Regions from separate parts of the Homo sapiens genome. Here region 2 is linked to region 1. Evidence: chromatin contacts called from ENCODE Hi-C or POLR2A ChIA-PET data. All regions are on one chromosome and are shown on one strand. The core of a region is the stretch at or near the end of the contact, and the rest is flanking DNA. Distances in the headings are between cores, read along the strand shown.

Evidence for each region. Hi-C counts contacts between places; a loop is a spot of excess contacts on that map. ChIA-PET counts read pairs that join two places held with the same protein, here RNA polymerase II (POLR2A). Pooled maps may share reads with other maps.
Region 2: a map of posterior vena cava shows a loop between it and region 1 (1.8-fold over the local background). The contact joins the enhancer-like site here to the promoter of FABP6-AS1 in region 1. A Hi-C loop is called at or near these places in 1 of 168 maps with a recorded cell type or tissue (posterior vena cava) and 1 of 50 pooled maps. POLR2A ChIA-PET finds 5 or more read pairs at or near these places in 5 of 52 experiments (AG04449, AG04450, H1 and 2 more).

What each region holds. Positions count from the first base shown.
Region 1 is chr5:160,207,700-160,211,841 of GRCh38, forward strand. It overlaps FABP6-AS1 (FABP6 antisense RNA 1), which reads right to left and starts at 2,371. Exons shown (of 4, transcript XR_941148.3): 1 at 2,278-2,371. It also overlaps a transcript of FABP6 not described here.
Region 2 is chr5:160,286,016-160,290,157 of GRCh38, forward strand. All of the region lies in intron 2 of CCNJL (cyclin J like), which reads right to left. Among named protein-coding and RNA genes, the nearest start is that of CCNJL, 24 kb to the right of the region's middle. RefSeq lists enhancers at 1-140, 141-874, 2,389-3,366. Within about 2 kb of position 1,761, at least 20 of the 41 ENCODE cell types and tissues checked have a DNase peak (open chromatin) inside an H3K27ac peak, as active enhancers do.

The DNA of each region.
Region 1 (4,142 bases), core at 1,121-3,620:
GGACTGTAGGTCATCTTTACCTCCTTTTTTTTTTTTTTTTTGAGATGAAGTCTCGCTTTTGTCCCCCAGGCTGGAGTGCGATGGCATGATCTCGGCTCACTGCAACCTCCGCCTCCCGGGTTCAAGCGCTTCTCCTGCCTCAGCCTCCCCAGTAGCTGGGATTACAGGTGCCTGCCACCACGCCCAGCTAATTTTTGTATTTTTAGTAGAGACGGAGTTTCACCATGTTGGCCAGGCTGGTCTCAAAATCCTGACCTCAGGTGATCTGCCCGCCTTGGCCTCTCAAAGTGCTGGGATTACAGGAGTGAGCTACCGTGCCTGGCCATCTTTATCTTCTTTAGACTTTTCTGCATTTTTTCTCAATTTTATGTAAAAAATTTCTGAATTTTATGCATTTTTCTGAATTTTATGTTACTTTTATCATCAGAAGAAAATGATTTTAAATTATTTTTAAAGTTTAAGGCTGGGCTCAATGGCTCATGCCTGTAATCTGAGCACTTTGAAAGGATGAGGCAAGAGGACTGCTTGAAGCCAGGAGTTTAAGGCCATCATGGGCAATATAACTAGATCGTTTGTCTAAAAAAAAAAATTAGTCAGGTGAGGTGGTGCATGCCTTTCATCCTAGCTACTTGGGAGGCTGAGGTGGGAGGATCGCTTGAGCCCAGGAGTTTGAGGCTGTTGTGAGCTAAAATCATGCCACTGCATTCCAGCCTGGGTGACAGAACAAGATGCTGTCTCTTAAAAAAAAAGAAAAAAGTTGAATCTACATTGCAATAGTTTGAATGTTTGTCCCCTTCAATCTCATGTTGAAGCTTACTACCCCATGTAACTATAGCAAGAGGTGATAGGATCATGAAGACTCTGCCCTCATTAATGAATTAATCCACTAATAAATTAAAGGATTAATGGGTTATCATAAGAGTGGATTAGTTATCATGAGAGTGGGAGCCAGGCACTGTGGCTTATGCCTATAATCTCAGAACTTTGGGAGGCCAAAGCAGGAGCATTGCTTGAGGCCAGGCATGCAAGACAAACCTGGCCAACATAGGGAGACCCCATTTCTTTTTTTCTTTCTTTCTTTTCTTTTTTTTTTTTTGTAGGGAGTCTCACTCTGTTGCCCAGGCTGGAGTGCAGTGGTGTGATCTCGGCTCACTGCAACCTCTGCCTCCCGGATTCAAGCAATTCTCCTGCCTCAGCCTCCCAAGTTGGTGGGATTTCAGGTGCCTGCCACTACACCCAACTAATTTTTTGTATTTTTGGTAGGGACGGGGTTTCACCATGTTGGCCAGGCTGGTCTCAAACTCCTGACCTTGTGATTTGCCTGCCTCGGCCTCCCAGAGTACTGCGATTACAGGCGTGAGCCACTGCACCCAGCAGGGAGACCCCATTTCTAAAAAAAAAAGAATTAGTCAAGTGTGGTGGCTCACACCTGTTGTCCCAGCTACTCCAGAGGCTGAGGCTGCAGTGAGCCATCTTTGCATCACTGCACTCTGATCTGGGCAACAGAGCAAGACCCTTTCTCAGAAATAAATAAAGGTCTGGTGTGGTGGCTCATGCCTATAATCCCAGAACCTTGGGAGGCCAAGGCAGGCAAATCACTTGAGCCCAGGAGTTTGAGACCAGCCTGGGCAACATGGTGAAATCTCTCTCCACAAAAAAATAAAAAAACAAAAATTAGTCGGGTGTGGTGGCCCACACCTGTATTCCTAGCTACTTGGGGGACTGAGGCAGGAGGATTATTTGAGCCTGGGAGGTTGAGGGTTCAGTGAACAGTGATTGCCCCATGCACTCCAGCCTGGGTGACAAAGTGAGACCCTGTCTCAAAAAATTAAAATAAATAAATAAAGCCAGTTTGGCTCTCAGTGAGCTCCCCTTGCCATGTGATGCTCTGTACCGTCTTGGTATTCTACAGAGAGTCCCCACCAGCAAGAAGCCTCTCACCAGTTGTGCCCCCTAGACCTTGGACTTCCCAGTCTCCAAAACTGCAATAAATCATCGTCTTTTTTGTCTTTTTTTCCTTTTCTTTTATTTTTAGAGACGGGGGTCTCACTATGTTGCCTAGGCTGGTCTTAAACTCCTGGCCGGAAGTGATTCCCCAGCCTTGGCCTCTCAAAGTGCTGGGAGTACAGGCATGAGCCACTGCGTCCAGCCCTTTTCTATGTCTATATATACAGTCTCAGGTATTCAGCTGTAGCAACAGAAAGCAACCTAAGACATACATTTTAATCAAAAGTATAATAAGAAAATTTCAGGAAGAAGTGGGAAAAGGAGACATACAATCAACCTGTGCACAGTAGAATCCTCCTGGTGTCTTCAGGAGACCCGACGTGATCTGACCAGGGGAGTCTTGCAGCTCCATTCTCTGTACCAAGGCAAGTCAAACAGGTAAAGCAGATCACAGAAAGGGCTCTGACCTCAAGAAACATGTGATCTAGGTGGAAGCATGAGTCACATATGCATGAAAAACACAGCAGGCAATGAATGACAGGTAAGCTGGAAAGAGAATTCACCTGGTTACCAGGAGATATGGGCTCTGTTCCTAGTTCTGGCACCCAGTGATGACCTTGGGAGCCCAGTGGCTTCACCTCTGTGAACTTTAATCTCCTTATCTGTCAAAGGGTTTTAATGACAATAATTGAGAAGCTGTGATCATCAGATGAGATAACCTATCAGTGACTGCTCTCTGAACTGTGGTACAAGTTACCTTTCAACCTGGAACAGCACCTCAAACATGAAGGAATCTATCCCTATGGTGGAAATTCAGGCCCAAGCAGTGGGCAAGTGGGGTAGATCATGTGGGGACAAGGCCACCTTTGGTTGGCCCTTAAAAATACCAGAACACAGGGGCAGCCTGCACAGCTCTAACACTGCAGAACAGAAGTCAAGGTGGGCATTCTTGCCTCAGCTCGAAGACCTGCACAGCCTGCTCACCTTTGTAGAGCAGTGCACCCCAGGGAGAAAACACAGGAGCAGCCACGTCTCAGCCTTCTCAGAATGTCCAATCCTTTTCATAATTTAACCGCTTGCTCTGCATAATTACTTTTCTCCTGCTTATGAGCTTAGAGCAATAGTAGTTCCCAATAACTAGAGATTTAATAAGGCTAAATTACAACGAGTGTCCTGCAGAATTACACACCGCATTAACACCAAATGAGTTCATTAGAAATTCATTAGGAATGATTTCTGCGGCTGCCACAGGAATTAATCACGGTTTGCCAGTGGCAGGAGAGGGGGCAATGAATGATTGCATGGGAGCGGGACGACCTTTTGCCATCTGACTTTCTTCTGAAGCAATATCTTTCAAGGGTCATGGGCTGCTTTGGTAGGGAGATTGCTTGGACGTTGTTAGACATGCCTCTCAATCTTCTTCCTTCTTCCCAGCCACTGCCCTAGATCAAACCTGTAGATGTTGGAGTCGGACCCTTTTTCTGTCCTGGGGAGCTGAGAAGTCATCATGGGCACTTATGTTCTTGCCTGCCCAGTATCCTTTCCCCCTTCTTCTGTCAGTGTACTTCTGTGTTTCTTGGAGAGCTGCTCCTTGAAGATACTGCTGCATGTGGGTCTCTGTGGGACTGTCAGTTAAGAGCCTCCACTGGCCTCACCCACCCCCAGAGGGAATACATGTCCTCGGCTGAGCCCATTGGGCTTTCTCTCCTGGTATTTTTTAGTAGCTGATATTTATGAAGTGCTTGCTAGGTGCTGGCCCCCTTTCTAAGGATCTTCATGTACTGAGCATCCAACCCTCCCATTGCCAGTTAAGGAAGTGGGCTTTATTTTTAGCTCTATTCTGTCAACGAGGACACCCCAGTACAGAGGTTAAGTGACTTGTCCAAGTGACAGAGCCTGTAACTGTCCAAGCTGGGACTTTGAGTCATGAGTGCAGTACTATAAGGATGAAGGATTGTTGAAGGTAATCAATGGGTTGGCAGTGCCCCAGGGACTGTCCCTTCCTTCTTGCTTCCTGGTGCTATGTGCTATCTGGAGGCCTGGTGGTGGAGCTTTTTCATCCTTTCTATGAGTTACTCCATACGTTTCCAAAAATTTTATTTTTTGGTTTGTCACCAAGAGTCCGTGTCTGCTACTTAGATCTGTAAGAGCTTTGGCTGATGCCTGAGCCGACCAACAAGTATGTAAAGGCCCAG
Region 2 (4,142 bases), core at 511-3,010, 78 kb after region 1:
TAGGGTCATGACAAGCAGCAGCCACAGTCATAGATCCTTGGTGTCTGGTGGGCTGCAGCTGCCGGAAATTAGACTTAGCCAAGTGACCTTTGGCCGGGCCACGCTGCCTTCATCAGTGCAGTCCAAAGCCCCCAAACACAAGTCAGATAGGCAACGTCTTGACCTCCCTCCCCACTCAACTGGCCAAGCTCAAAGCCTTCTAGATTTTCCCTTGAGCCAAGTGAGAGAAGAGAACTCAAGGCAACACAAAGAACGTCTTTCCTGTACGTGTTCCTGGGAGAAGCGTCCTTTGCCTTGAGCAGATTCTCAAAGAAAGACATTGGTGCATAAAAGAAAAAGTTATGGACCAGGTGCAGTGGCTCATGTAATCCAAGCACTGTGGGAGGCCAAGGTGGGCGGATCGCTTGAGGCCAGGAGTTCAAGACCAGCCTGGTCGTCATGGCAAAACCCCGTCTCTACTAAAAATACAAAAATTAGCTAGGCATGGTGGTGCACACCTGTGGTCCCAGTTACACGGGAGGCTGAGGCACGAGAATCACTTGAACCCGGGAAGCAGAGGTTGCAGTGAGCCAATATTGTACCACTGCACTCCAGCCTGGGTGACAGAGTGAGACTCTGTCTCAAAAAAAAAGCAAAGAAAAGAAAAAAGGAAAAGTTATGGACCACTGGAATGCATAGCAATATATGGCAAGTAGGGGTTAGTAGGTACAGCGTGCTGGAAGGGGCTGGTCTCAAGAGGGCAGGATTTTGAAGCTAGAACACTGGCTCCCTGGGATGCTCTTTCTCCCTGTTTCTGTTTGTCCCTCAAATACTGACTTAAATGTCACTTCCTAAGACTTCTCTGACCTCTCCATCATTCCAAATCAGGTTCCCCTTATTCTCTTGGTAGTCTTCTCTTTGTGGCCGAAAATTTACTTATTTATGTAGCTGGCACAGATGCAGACATTCAATAAATATGTATCGAATAAGAAAGAATAAATACAGAGTCACTCCCTGTACCAACCACCTCACCTCCCGCCCCCACATACCGGGGATTAGCTTGATACCTACAGAGTGTGAGGTCAGGCAGTTCTGGGTCGGAATCTTAGTTCCACTATTTACCAACCTTGGGCATGTGAACTGACCCTCAGTGTCCCTATCTGAGAAATGGGGGTCACGCTGCCGTAAATGTAGAGTATTTGGTGTTAACAGCAGCTCAGCAAGCCTAGTGGCCCTTCCTCTTCCCTCAAGCTGGGGAATCAAGTCTCAGAGAAGTTGAATTGATCTATCTCTGTCAAAGGCTCTTTGGGCTTTCAAAGAAACCTGCTTTGAGAAATGTGCAATGAGGCTTTCTACCTTTGAGCTGAGGTGCCTCTGTCAGTGTGTCCTCTGCAGAGCCCTCAAACCAAGTAGAATTAGCAGCTCTGAGCCTCAGCTTGTTCCCCTCACTGGGAAAAGGGAGATTCTTTGTCATGGAAATAACAATGTAGGACTGCAGCATGCCTATCCTGTTTAGTTTGAGAATCTAGCTGATCACTTCGCTAACCCAATTAGGGGGTGCAGGGAAGGCATTCATTACAAGGGCTTTGCTCTAAGGGACTGCATTCCTCCCCAGGCACTCTTGACCTAAGTCCACTTGAAGGCCGCAGCAGCGCAGTGCAGGAAGCCAGCCCCTCTGCTGAGTGGCCTGGATTCCAGAAACAAAAGAGCAGCCTGCCCTAGGGCGGCTTCTAAAGCTCTCCCCAGATTAGGCAGGAGCTTGGCAGGCATTCAGCAATCAGGCAGGCGCTGGGCGGGCAGGAACCTGGCCAGGCAGGGTGACCTTCCCCTCAGCATGCCTGGCAGGGCCACAGGCGGTGAGAGTGTGGGCAGCAGAAAGGCTAGGGGGAGGCTGTAGAAGAAGGGGGCTGAGGTGGGAGGGGAGGGAAGGGCAGAGGCTTCCTGATCACTCTCCCTCCCCAGCTGTTGGCCCTTGATCACCTGACTCAGGGAAGCCCATCTGCCGCAGGAGTATCTAGAGATGAACAGGTGGAGGCATGGACAGATGGCCATGGTGGAGTTCCGGGAAAAAGAAATCCACCTTACAAAAACCCCTGCTTTTGTCATCACAGTCCTTTATTATTATTATTATTTTTTAACATAATAGCTACGGGCTAGAAAAAACTTAGAAAAGATACATCAAAATATTAACAGTGGCTACGGAGGAGAGGTCGGGATGGGCACTGAGATCTTGCATTTTCACGATCATGCTTTTCAACAGCCTGAATTTTTCAAAAATGCTCAATGCATAACCACTTTATTACTTCAGTTACTATGTTTTCAGTTTGGAAACAAACAAAAAGACTAGATACCCACTGTGTTACAAGGCCCAGCTCAAAATTTATCCCTGAGGATTTCCTAGCAACCCCACATCATCCCTTTAACAAAATCTGCCCTGTCATAATAACACCCCATGCCCAGTAAGTATCCCACTTCATCTTCCTACAATGCAAAGCCCCTTCCAGAAGGAATTTTCCATTTTTTTCTTTTCCTTTCTTTTTCTTTTTACTAATTATAAATTATATGTTCACTGATGAATCTTAAAAAGAATAACCAGCCAGGTGTGGTGGCTCACGCCTGTAATCCCAGCACTTTGGGAGGCTGAGGCGGGCGGATCACGAGGTCAGGAGATCGAGACCATCCTGGCGAACATGGTGAAATCCTGTCTCTACTAAAAATACAAAAAAATTAGAGGCTGAGGCAGGAGAATGGCATGAACCCGGGGGGGCGGAGCTTGCAGTGAATGGACATCGTGCCACTGCACTCCAGCCTGGGCGACAGAGCGAGACTCTGTCTAAAAAAAAAAAAAAAAAAAAAAAGAATAACATCACTCATATTCCCTCACTTAGAAGGATTCAGACAGAAGTACTACTAGGTTCTACCTGGATTCTTCAGATATTTCTTTGTGCAAACTCTCATAAAATGCCATAGCGATCTACAACTGCTTCCCACTTGCCCCTCAGAGAGCATGGGAAACAATGTCTGCAATGGCTGCCTAGTTTTCCACCGTAAGGTTGTGCCATGACGTCATCAAACCCAGATTTTGGGCATGTGGGCTGTTTCTCTTCCTTCAGGTCCCTGTTCAGACCATTCCTCAGAGGCCATCCCTGACCTCCCTCCTACCCAGCAGCCTCCTGTGGGCTTCCCACCGCCAGCAGCCACTGCACATTGAAGCATGTTTAGGAACTGTCCCCTGCCCCCCACAGAAGGGGGTTTCCATGAGGGACGGAGCTGCTTTTCTCTCCTGCCCTTGGCCATACCCTTGGTCCCTGGCACAGAGTAAGTACTAATGAGTAGCTGCTGGCTCAGTGAATGGACGTCTGAATACATGGAGAGTGTTTTGAGGAATCTTCCCTCTGCCTGTGGCCCTCTATGCCCTCCCTTCCTCTCGGGACTCCCTTATCTACCCTGGCTTCCTTCCTTAGGGTAACCCATGGCAGAGGTCACTGCTCCCCAAGTGGGAAACCCCACTGTGACGTGTGAGCCAGCATTTCTGAGACCAGAGGAGCCATTCTGGGGGAAGGAGAGGTGGCTGCCCCTTTAGAAACCACTCTCCTTGCTGCCCAAGAGTTTTGCCTGGGGGTTCTCAAGCAGAAAGAGGATTACCTGAGAGGGAAAGTGCCCCGGAAAAGGCCAAGGACTCATGAATCACAGCCCACCTAAAGCCCCAACCTAAGCTACACGGAGAGACAGAGAGGCAGCAGGGCTGCCTGGACAGGTCTCTGAAGATTCCAGGCATGTGTCTGGTCCTTGGCTGCTTTTCCCAACCCCCGTCCCCAGGTGCTGACCTTGGCAGAGTGACAAACACTTCCCATACCTGTGCTGGGCTCAGACGTGCCCGGGAGTGCAGGTGAGGCCAGGTGAAATGCAGTCACTCAAGACCCTGGGCCCACGGCCAGATGTGCAGGGCAGAGACTGCCCCCAAGAGAACCATACCTATCACTGCTGCATAGCCGGGGAGGGGGAGGAAAAAATTCAGCATGTGCTCTTCACACACAGGCTTTGAAAGCATTTTGAGGCTAACCTCGGAGGGGTTAGAAGGTGACTTGTACTATGAAAGTTCCGCCAGGCACCCTTGGTTTCTTCTATTAGGGGAGGAAGTGAAGTCCTCGGTTTAACTTTTA